Regions from separate parts of the Mus musculus genome. Here all the other regions are linked to region 2. Evidence: chromatin loops called from intact Hi-C (ENCODE). Cell type or tissue: heart. All regions are shown on one strand. Links, peaks and the distances in the headings refer to the core of each region. The heading gives the core; the rest is flanking DNA.

Region 1 (3,046 bases), core at 273-2,772, 220 kb before region 2:
GACTAGAATAACGCAGAGGCCAGAAGCCGGATGTCTTCCGATAGATAGAGGAGATAGGATAAATTCATTGAATCCTTGTTTTACAGCTGGATACGATGTAGGCTTACAGCCGGGCATGGTGGCGCACGCCTTTAATCCCAGCACTTGGGAGGCAGAGGCAGGTGGATTTCTGAGTTCGAGGCCAGCCTGGTCTACAAAGTGAGTTCCAGGACAGCCAGGGCTATACAAAGAAACCCTGTCTCGAAAAACCAAAAAATAAAAATAAAAAAAAATTTTTAAAAAGAGATGTAGGCTACAAGTGATGACCTAAAAGCTCAGGAGTGAAACAGCTTGTTCAAGGTTATACTGTTGGAAAAAAAAAAACAGGGCCTGGCCTCTGAGGTCACACTATCATAAGTGGAATCCATCTTCAAAGCTACCGTCACAGACCACTAACAGTAAGGAAGCAGGAAGATTAAAGGCTGCTGCAAGCCAGGTGGTGATGGGGCCTACCTTTAATCCCAGCACTCAGGAGGCAGAGACAGACAGATCTCTGTGAGCTCAAGGTTGGGGGGGTGGGGCCGCTGGAGAGATGGCTCAGTGGTTAAGAGCACTGACTGCTTTTCCCGAGGTCCTGAATTCAATTCCCAGCAAACACATGGTGACTCACAACCATCAATAATGGGAGCCAATGTCCTCTTCTGGTGTGTCTGAAGACAGCTACAGTGTGTACTCATACACATTAAAAAAAAAAATCTGGCTGCAGAGTTGGGGTATATCTCAGTGGTAGAGGGAGTACCCAGTATACTGGCTAAGCTTTCAGCAGCCAGGAGGGGAAGGAAAAGGGACCAGACCCAACTACATCTGAGTAATATAACCATCGCTATGTACAGTGCCTCAGTCAGAGAGCCCAGGACCAGAATCAGAGGGCGGAGGCCTCACACTCTCCTGCCCAACCTCACACACATTAGCTTCTCGGTGTCTGTTCGATGGGTAAAACAAAGGCAGAAAAGGTCTCTTCCTCAAGCCAAGCCAGCTTGCCCAGGACACCCATCTTGCTCACAAGCACAAAAGGGCAAATCCGTGCGACCCTCTTAGCAGGAACTGGGAGAACCATCCCAGGAGAAGTTCCAGACAGCTGCAAAAACAGTCGCCTGTCCCAAACCTTTCATCATCAGAAGCTCCCAGCTGGTGTCAAATGATCTGGCCCATGGGCTGGGGAGGCCAGGCAGCTGGCTGAGCAGGGTCACAAGTACGTGTCCCGGCAGGTGTACACCAACGGCCTGAGGAGGTAGGGACATGTCTGTCAGGTTACAACTCGGGAGGTTTTCGGTTGGATGATCAGATGGCTTCGAGGGCTGCTTCTGAGACAGGCTCCCACTATGTAACCCAGATTGGCCTTGAACCTAACATCTCCCCCACCTCAAGCCTCCAGAGTGCTGGGTTACAGTCATGCCACACACTATCTCCTTTCCTTCCCATGCTTGTTCTAAACTCAAGTCATAGTCATTATGGCTCGCCCTCCACGCTCCACGGGCTTTTGATAAAAGCAGAGTGTCCACTGTCACCGAGTTACACAGAACAGTTTCAATACTCTGAAAGTTCCTGTCAGTCCACCTTGTAACTGAACCTTTGGCTACTTTGTGGGTTCTTTTTTTCTTCCACCCTTCTCCACCCCCTAACACTAAATAGTAGAGAAAAAAGCATAGAGGGGAAAGGGGGCGATGTTATCATTAGACTACTTCCTGCTGATTAGGGGTGTCAAGTTCTTGGGGCATGTTTGATCTTCACCCACCATCAGAATATCTAATTTCTTCTTCTCATCTCAACAAACTGTGTAACAAACGACATCTAACCACCAGCTGTCCAAAACAACCCCTTCTATCTATCTATCCATCCATCCAAACATCACACACTCGCAGAAACTATCTGCAGCTGACAAAACCATGCCTCTGCTAGAGCACGAGGCAAATCAGAGTCAGCTGCTGTGGACAATCTGAAGCAGCCCCATATCCCACACCTGGGATTAAAATGCAGACACATTCTTACAATATTTCTGTGTCTTTAAAGAACAAAAAAATTTCACTATCTTCTGCCTTCTTCCTTCTCCCCTTTCTAGAGGAGCCTCATTTTTTCAGATACAAATATGAAATTAGAGGATTCCCTGGCTTGTCTAAGACTCAGGACACAAGAGGCAAAGCCTGTTCTACACAGCAAGTTTCAGGCCAGGCGGGGTTTCAGAATGAAACTCTCTCAAACAAGCAAATAAATAATGCTGTCTTATGAAGATGGCATGCCCGGTGCACCCATGAGTACACTGGTTACCTCACAACACCTGTACAAGGTCTAGCCAGCGTGGGTAGTGAACAGTGGGCAGAAGTAATTGGACTCAATGGGTTATAAAATTAAAAACAACAATAATAAAAAAAATTTTTTTAAGAGGGGCGCTCAGGTAAGCTTGAAACAAGGTCCCAAATCCTCTCTGTCCCCATCCCTCGTGTGTCTCACATGCTCAGCGCATGGCAGAACTCTCCCTTCTTAGCCCTTTGCCAGCATCGGCCAAACCCACACGCGCATGCGCACAGCTCACCATGAGGCTCCGCTGTACGTTCTCCAGCAATGTCTGAACCTCCTGTAGATACTTCCAGGACGGGTGGCCCTCGAGAAGTACATCCATCACAGACTCAGTGGCATTGAGACTCACCAAGACCCACAGGTACCGAAGCTCTCGCTCACTCACGTGAGCCTTCTGCTGCAGGGACAGGAGACATCAGTGACGCACAAGCGTAGGCCTCTGGGCACTGACCACTCCCCTACCCCCATGCATTTGCCACTGCCTGGGACCCATCACAGTCACCCACGGCTGCCAGCAGACAACCTTGGGCCTAGGTTAGTGGCAGGCTTTGCTTGAGTGGCTAGGGAAAGGCCAATGGGACAACCTGCCAAGACCCACAAGCTTCTAAGTGACTTGTGGCAGGCAGCGGCTCCCCACCCCGGGAAGGGTCCTCACCAGCCTTGTGATGTTGGCCACTCTGAGTACCCCCTCATAAGGCACAGCAATCCTGTA
Region 2 (3,032 bases), core at 1-2,500:
GAATACCCATGTGCTGCATTCCCGAGGAACTGCTAGAAGCTGTTCAGAGCCTGGCCCAAATCTCCAGACCTCCAAGCCCTTCATGTACCTTTCTCTCCTTGCAGGTCCAGATTTACAACCCAGCCTTCTTCAAGTACATTCACGACAGGTGGACCGAGCACCACGGGCGCTACCCTTCCACAGGAATGCTGGTGCTCTTCTTTGCACTACATGTGTGTGATGAGGTAGGCAGTCGGTGTTGTCTAGAGCAGAATTAGGAGAACCATAAACAGAGGAAACAGCCCTTTCCCCATCTTAGCTGTGGTTCCCGGGAAGTAGTTTTTGTAAACAGAAACCATGTTTTTTCATATCTGTTATTCCTATAAACAATATTTTTGCATTTCCCATCGTCATTACCTTTTAAGATTTACTAACAAAACTACTTCATTTAAAAGGCACATTTTTAGCAGGGTCATGGTGGCACCTGTAATCAGATACGGAGAGTTTGAGACAGGAGCAGCGTTTGAGGCCAACCTGGGCTACATAAGACCCAGTCGTGAAAAAGCGAAACACAAATGAGAAAGAGACAGAAGTCCCCTCTGAGTCAGTGCCCTTATGTCAGGCCTGGGTGTCCCCAACCACGCCCCCGACTCCCAGTGACCCCTGTGCCACCCTCCTCACAGGTGAACGTGTATGGGTTCGGGGCCGACAGTCGAGGCAACTGGCACCACTACTGGGAGAACAACCGGTACGCGGGCGAGTTCCGGAAGACAGGCGTGCATGACGCCGACTTCGAAGCCCACATCATCGACATGCTGGCCAAGGCCAGCAAGATCGAGGTCTACCGAGGGAACTGAGCGGCCCTGAGCGCCTTCAGAACCAGTCACTTCTGGGTCCGGCAAGCGCCGGTTGCAGCCCACCAATCAGACTGCGCCGTCCCCAGCAACCAATCAGTGCTGCAGTTGGGAGGAGCTTCTTTCTTAGCCAATCACGCAACTCAAGGAGAATTTCCGGCGCCGCCGTCTCCACCAATCATGGCCTTGGGAGGCGGCGGGCCTCGACCCCCTCCCCTAAACCTGCTTTGGATAAGAATTTTGATGCTTTTTAAGAGGCGGGTCTGGGGCTGGGCAGGAGCGCCTTGAACTGCTCATTTCCAGCTTAGGCCGGGTGGGTGAGTGAAGCCATCCAAAGAAATGTGGTTCCGGTGAGACACTCTCCAGGGCTTTCCGTGGCGCACCAGGTAGTAGGGGGTTGAATTCACCCCCTGTTGGGTTGATCTCCCTAGGGCCTCACTAGTGTCAGGAACGGGTAGGAAGCTTCACCGGGTCACATGCAAGGTGCTTCTCTCACATGTGCCCTCACTCCTGTCTCCTACCACCTTCTCAGCGTCTGTCCTTAGGTCCTGGGCCTCCTCTCCAGCTCACCTGTTGATTCGGAGACAAAGTGAGACCACCCTGACTCGGCTGCTTTTGCTCTCCCACACGTGACCCGTGTCTTTAGCCCTAAGGCGCGAGAGAGCAACACGGTTGGACAGTTGGCTGGAAAGGAGATCCCTGAGCATGTACCGTTTTCTTTCATTGTCACCCCAAAGAGGAGCAGGCAGCCTCTTGCTTGGGGGTAGGATTTGCTTTGGACTCATGCTTTAGTTACCCTCAAGCTGCCAGGGATGGCGATCCAACCAAGATTGCTTGACAATTGTTTGCGGGGCCTCGCGCAGATGGCTCGGAGCTTTGCTGGGGAGGAGCGGATTGGTGGCTGCCCTGCATGCCTCCTCCTGTCCGCACCTTTACCCTGCTTACTCGCCTGTTCTAACCTACTCTCCAGCTCCAGAAGGGCCGCTCAGTCAAGAATCAGGGGTTACAACTGGAAGCTACTTGCATGACTTGGTCACAGTTGAGGTTCACTGGGAGAAAGGGCTTCAGTGAATGTCTCAGGCCGCAGAAAACACGTCCCTGCTGCAGCGTCCACATAAATATTTCCCATTCTTAATGAGTTCACATTACCAAGCAGCCTGGTTGGGGGACAGTCACACATAAGGGAGAGTGTTAAGAGGTTTGGGATGAGGCAACAACCCTAAAAACTAATACATGGAGAACTTTGCTCGAGTCTGTTCCTTCCCAGTTTCAAAAGCACGGGTGGAGGAAAAAAAAAAAGGGAGGGGCGTATAGCAGAACCTCTCAGGGCTCGAACCATCGCACATAGTCACCGTTCCAGTTTTTGCCTGTCTCATCTCTGCTCTCAAGCTGCTGTGATGAGAAACGGGAAAGCAATGCAATTATGCCAAACAGTATTGAGAAGAGTAATTTATTTTTCTTCCCTTTGTTTTGTTTAAATCATGAATCCCCATTCTAGAAAAGGTAGGTCCCAGAATCTACATCTTTTTCTTCTAGAGTTATTTAAACATTCAACTTTCCCTTCCGTTTCTTTCCCTGAATTAAAAAGAACAAAGCCCATAGAGTCACTCATCTGTTCTGAACTGCACCATCCTAGGTGTCTAAGGAGGTAAGGGTGTTTGGGAGAACAACACAACTCTGATACCCTCTTACGGCTGAGGAGTCTAGTTCATGGGCTCTGTTCACTGAAGTCCCCCCTAAGGACTCTGAGTATTATGGTTTAAAAAAAAAAATCAACTTATTATGTCAGGCATGGTGGCATGTGCCCTTAATCCTAGCAGTTGAGAGGCTGAGGGGCAGGAAAAGAAGTTAAAGGCTAGCCTCAGCTACATGGTAACTTTCAAACTAACCTGGGCTACATGAGACCTTTCTTAAGGGGGAAAAAAAGGAGCAAAAAATCTCTAGTGAGTTCTCTCACGAGTTCTGACATTTTTCTGCTTAGCCCAATCGTGCTGTGTGGCCCACAGCTTGTTGCCAGTACAAAGTGCTATGCAAAGGAAGAGTTCTCTGGGAGAGCTGCGGAGGGCAGATAGTGCCTCTCTGAGTTTTGCCTGTCACTAAGGATAAATGCTTAAACTTCAGTAGGGTAACTGGAAAACAGGGGGGAATGTTGGGTCTGCACCTTAAACTACTCACTAAAATAGGTCGTATGGATCTTAG
Region 3 (3,046 bases), core at 273-2,772, 220 kb before region 2:
CTTTTCTTCCTGGGTGCTGGGATTAAAAGTTCGAGCCACGCCTAGTTTAATATCTATTGTTGTTGTTGTTGTCAGAAACAATAATTAAACTTTGCCTTTTCTTTTTTTCTTTTTTCCTTTTTCCTTTTGAGCAAGACAGCCAGGCTGGCTGACATTACCTCCCTCATCAGTTACAAGCAGACATCACTAACTGGATCTCTCTCCTCTCACTTCCCGACACCTTGAAGATTTGGGGGCTTTGTATCTCCACTGTCTGGGGGCCATGCTCCCTCTTAGCTTCCGTTCCCCGTCTCCAGGATCGCCCTGCTCGTTCCCACGTGCTGGACCAAGTCCTAGGAGCGCTCTCTGTTTCCCCTGATACTTGGATCTACTCAGAATCTGAACTCCACACAAACCACAGTTACTGCCCTCTTCAACTGTAGAACTCTTGACAACCACTTTCTTGCAAGGATCACCTAACACAGCACTGGGCTGAAGGAACAAATAAACACAACCAGTATTAGGCCTACAAGATGGCTCAGTGGGTAAAGGGGCTTGCTACCAAGCCTGATGACCTGAGTTCAATCCCCAGGAACCACATGGGAGAAGGAGCGAACTAACTCCTGCAAGCTGCCCTCTGACCTCCATGCAGGTGCTGTGACACACACACACACCCTCCCGAACAAAATAAAATGTAAAGTAAATTTAAATAAATAAATAATCACAGTGCTGGGCCCATTAACATAGGCTTGCTTTTGGTCCCTGCCTTGCCTTGCAAATCCACACCTAGCCCACCCACTCCTGGAACCGTCTGAGACTTCGGCTCCAACCCTGGACGTCCCCACCAGCACTGCTTGCCTGGGTCACTCATCACCTAGCCAGGTCATAGCATCTTGGGAACATGGAGAACTTAAGCTGTAACTACAGCATGCCCTCAGGGACAGAGCCTTACACCTGAAGGGAGAGGTGGTTTCTGGGAATGGAAATGCAAGCAAGCAAGCACGCACCTGAATCCCCTAGGGAGTTGGCTAAGGTACAGGTGGACCAACTCCACCCCACATTTCTGATCCGACAGGTGGAGAAGGCACCTCTGCATTGCACTCCTGGTTGAAAGTGACAGCCACTGAGAACCCTGGACCCAAGTGACACTTGCAGACTGATAATCATAATGGCTACCTCTGGTCCACAGGGATTGTACATACAACAACAACAACAACAACAACAACAACAACAACAAGGCCTTTATCTTTCGGGGTGGGGTGTTCTATCCTATCCATAATGAGTCTTCTTCCCTATCAGCAGCCAATCAATCACTATAGCCTGTCAATCCATCAAGTCCCACCCCATGGACCATGTTGGCTTTACCCAATGTGTCCTTAAGATAGGAGTCAGGTCTATCCTAGCTGGGGTTTTTTTGTTTTTTTTTTTTTGTTTTGTTTTGTTTTTTGGTTTTTGTGTTTTTATTTTATTTTTGTTTTTGTTTTGTCTCGTTGACACCAGCTAGAGCTATCCAGGAAGGGAAGCATATGTTGAGAAAAATGCCCCCATCAGATTGCCTGTGGGCAACTCTGTAGCATTTTCTTGGTTAATGATTGGCGTGGGTGGGCTCAGCCAGCAGGGAGAAGGGCCACGCCTAGATGATGGTTCTGACTGCTAGAAGAAAGCATCCAGCCATAGAAAGCAAGTCAGTGAGCGGCTTCTCTCTGTGGTCTCTATTTCAACCCCCACCCCTCACCCCCACCTCCCCACCTCCCCACCCCGGCTTCCCTCCAGGGTGAGCTACAACTGTAAGCCGAAATAAACCCCTCCTCACCATGTCGATTTGGAGCCTGCTCTTTTATCACAGCAATAGAAGGCAAACTGGGACAGGGTCTTAGAATTACCAGAGCACCTGAGCCCAGCATGGCCGGCATGCAGCCCGTCCCTGAAAGCCTGTCCGCAGGTGACCTGCCTCCCCCGGATGAAACACACTTTGCAGCCAGGCTGCCATTTCCAATTGCAAGTGTTGTTTTCCTGCCTCTTCGACCAGGAGAAACTGGGGACCAGGCAGGGACAGTGTAGCTGTCACCCACAACGCTTTGCACCCCAGAAGCCACACAGCCAGTGTCCCACTGACCTGGTCAGGTTTTCCTGTCTCCTCCCCGCCAGAGACAAGAACCAAGATCTGGAAGCTCAAGGTGAGGTATAAGGCTTCCCCTGGCCCAGACACTGGTCGGGGGGAGAGGGGAACATGTGCCCCCCAACAAGGTAGCCATTTCTACTGGGATAAATGAAGCATGTCACCTCCATCCCCACTGACCAATGTGAATCTGTAAAATGGGTTGAATAACATTCCCCCTCCCAAATTCTTATTCACCTGGAATCTAAGAATGACTTTATTTAGAATTAGGCTCATTAAAGGTGTAATTAAAGCAAAGGCTCTTAATGTGAGGTTGTCCTGGGCTTAGGGAGAGCCTGGCTAGGTCCAGTGGCTGGTGTTCCAGGAGAAAGATATCGAAGAGGGAAAGGCCTTGCAGATGGAGACAGTGTGCAAACTGCTAATACTGGCACATGCCAAGGAATACCAGGAGCCACCAGAAGCTGGAGGAGGCAAAAAGACCCTCCCCTAGAGCCTTGGTGGCCAGTAACACCCCAATTTCAGACCTCTAGTCCCAAGAACTAGGAGGAAATACATTGACAGGGCCAAGTCACAAACTTGTGGTGATGTTAAGGTAGCCTGATAACCTCCAGGTCCCCCAGGTCCCCTGTAAGGCCCTGGCCAAATCCTGAGAGATGCCATCTGAAACACTCCTCCTTCAACCAGGCCCCTCCAGTCTCACTTCCTCTCAGGTGGGCAAGCCTAGTGAGAAGGCTCAGCCAATGCAGGCACTTGCCGCCAAGCCTGACAACCTGAGACCTGGTGGAAGGAGAGAGCAGACCTTCTTTCTCCAACCATCATATATACACACACACACACATCCCCCTTCCCAACATAATAAGTAAATAAATGCGATCATTTGGGGCTGAAGAGGTGCCCCAGTGGATCAGAGCACTTCCTGCTCTTTTAGAGGACCCAAGTTCAGTTCCC

What was found. Peaks named below come from ENCODE experiments on the same cell type or tissue, not always from the same donor. Only the 100,000 strongest peaks of a DNase experiment are listed, where the experiment ranks them.
Region 1: it touches region 2 in a loop (3-fold over the local background); 5 of 42 quality-filtered maps call a loop at or near these places.
Region 3: a loop joins it to region 2, with 2.7 times the contacts of the local background. A loop is called at or near these places in 5 of 42 quality-filtered maps.

Annotation. Positions count from the first base shown.
Region 1 is chr8:110,745,674-110,748,719 of GRCm38, forward strand. It overlaps Il34 (interleukin 34), which reads right to left. Exons shown (of 7, transcript NM_001135100.2): 4 at 2,990-3,046; 5 at 2,570-2,731. Among named protein-coding and RNA genes, the nearest start is that of Gm15894, 8.4 kb to the right of the region's middle. In heart, for the core only: no CTCF peak of the experiment used is centred there; no DNase peak of the experiment used is centred there.
Region 2 is chr8:110,969,440-110,972,471 of GRCm38, forward strand. It overlaps St3gal2 (ST3 beta-galactoside alpha-2,3-sialyltransferase 2), which reads left to right. Exons shown (of 7, transcript NM_009179.3): 6 at 105-224; 7 at 663-3,032. The coding sequence ends at 836. Among named protein-coding and RNA genes, the nearest start is that of Gm51551, 19 kb to the right of the region's middle. In heart, for the core only: no CTCF peak of the experiment used is centred there; a DNase peak (open chromatin) is centred at 942; H3K4me3 peaks cover 1,471 bases; H3K27ac peaks cover 1,474 bases.
Region 3 is chr8:110,750,733-110,753,778 of GRCm38, forward strand. The region is part of intron 2 of Il34 (interleukin 34); the gene reads right to left. Among named protein-coding and RNA genes, the nearest start is that of Gm15894, 3.4 kb to the right of the region's middle. In heart, for the core only: no CTCF peak of the experiment used is centred there; no DNase peak of the experiment used is centred there.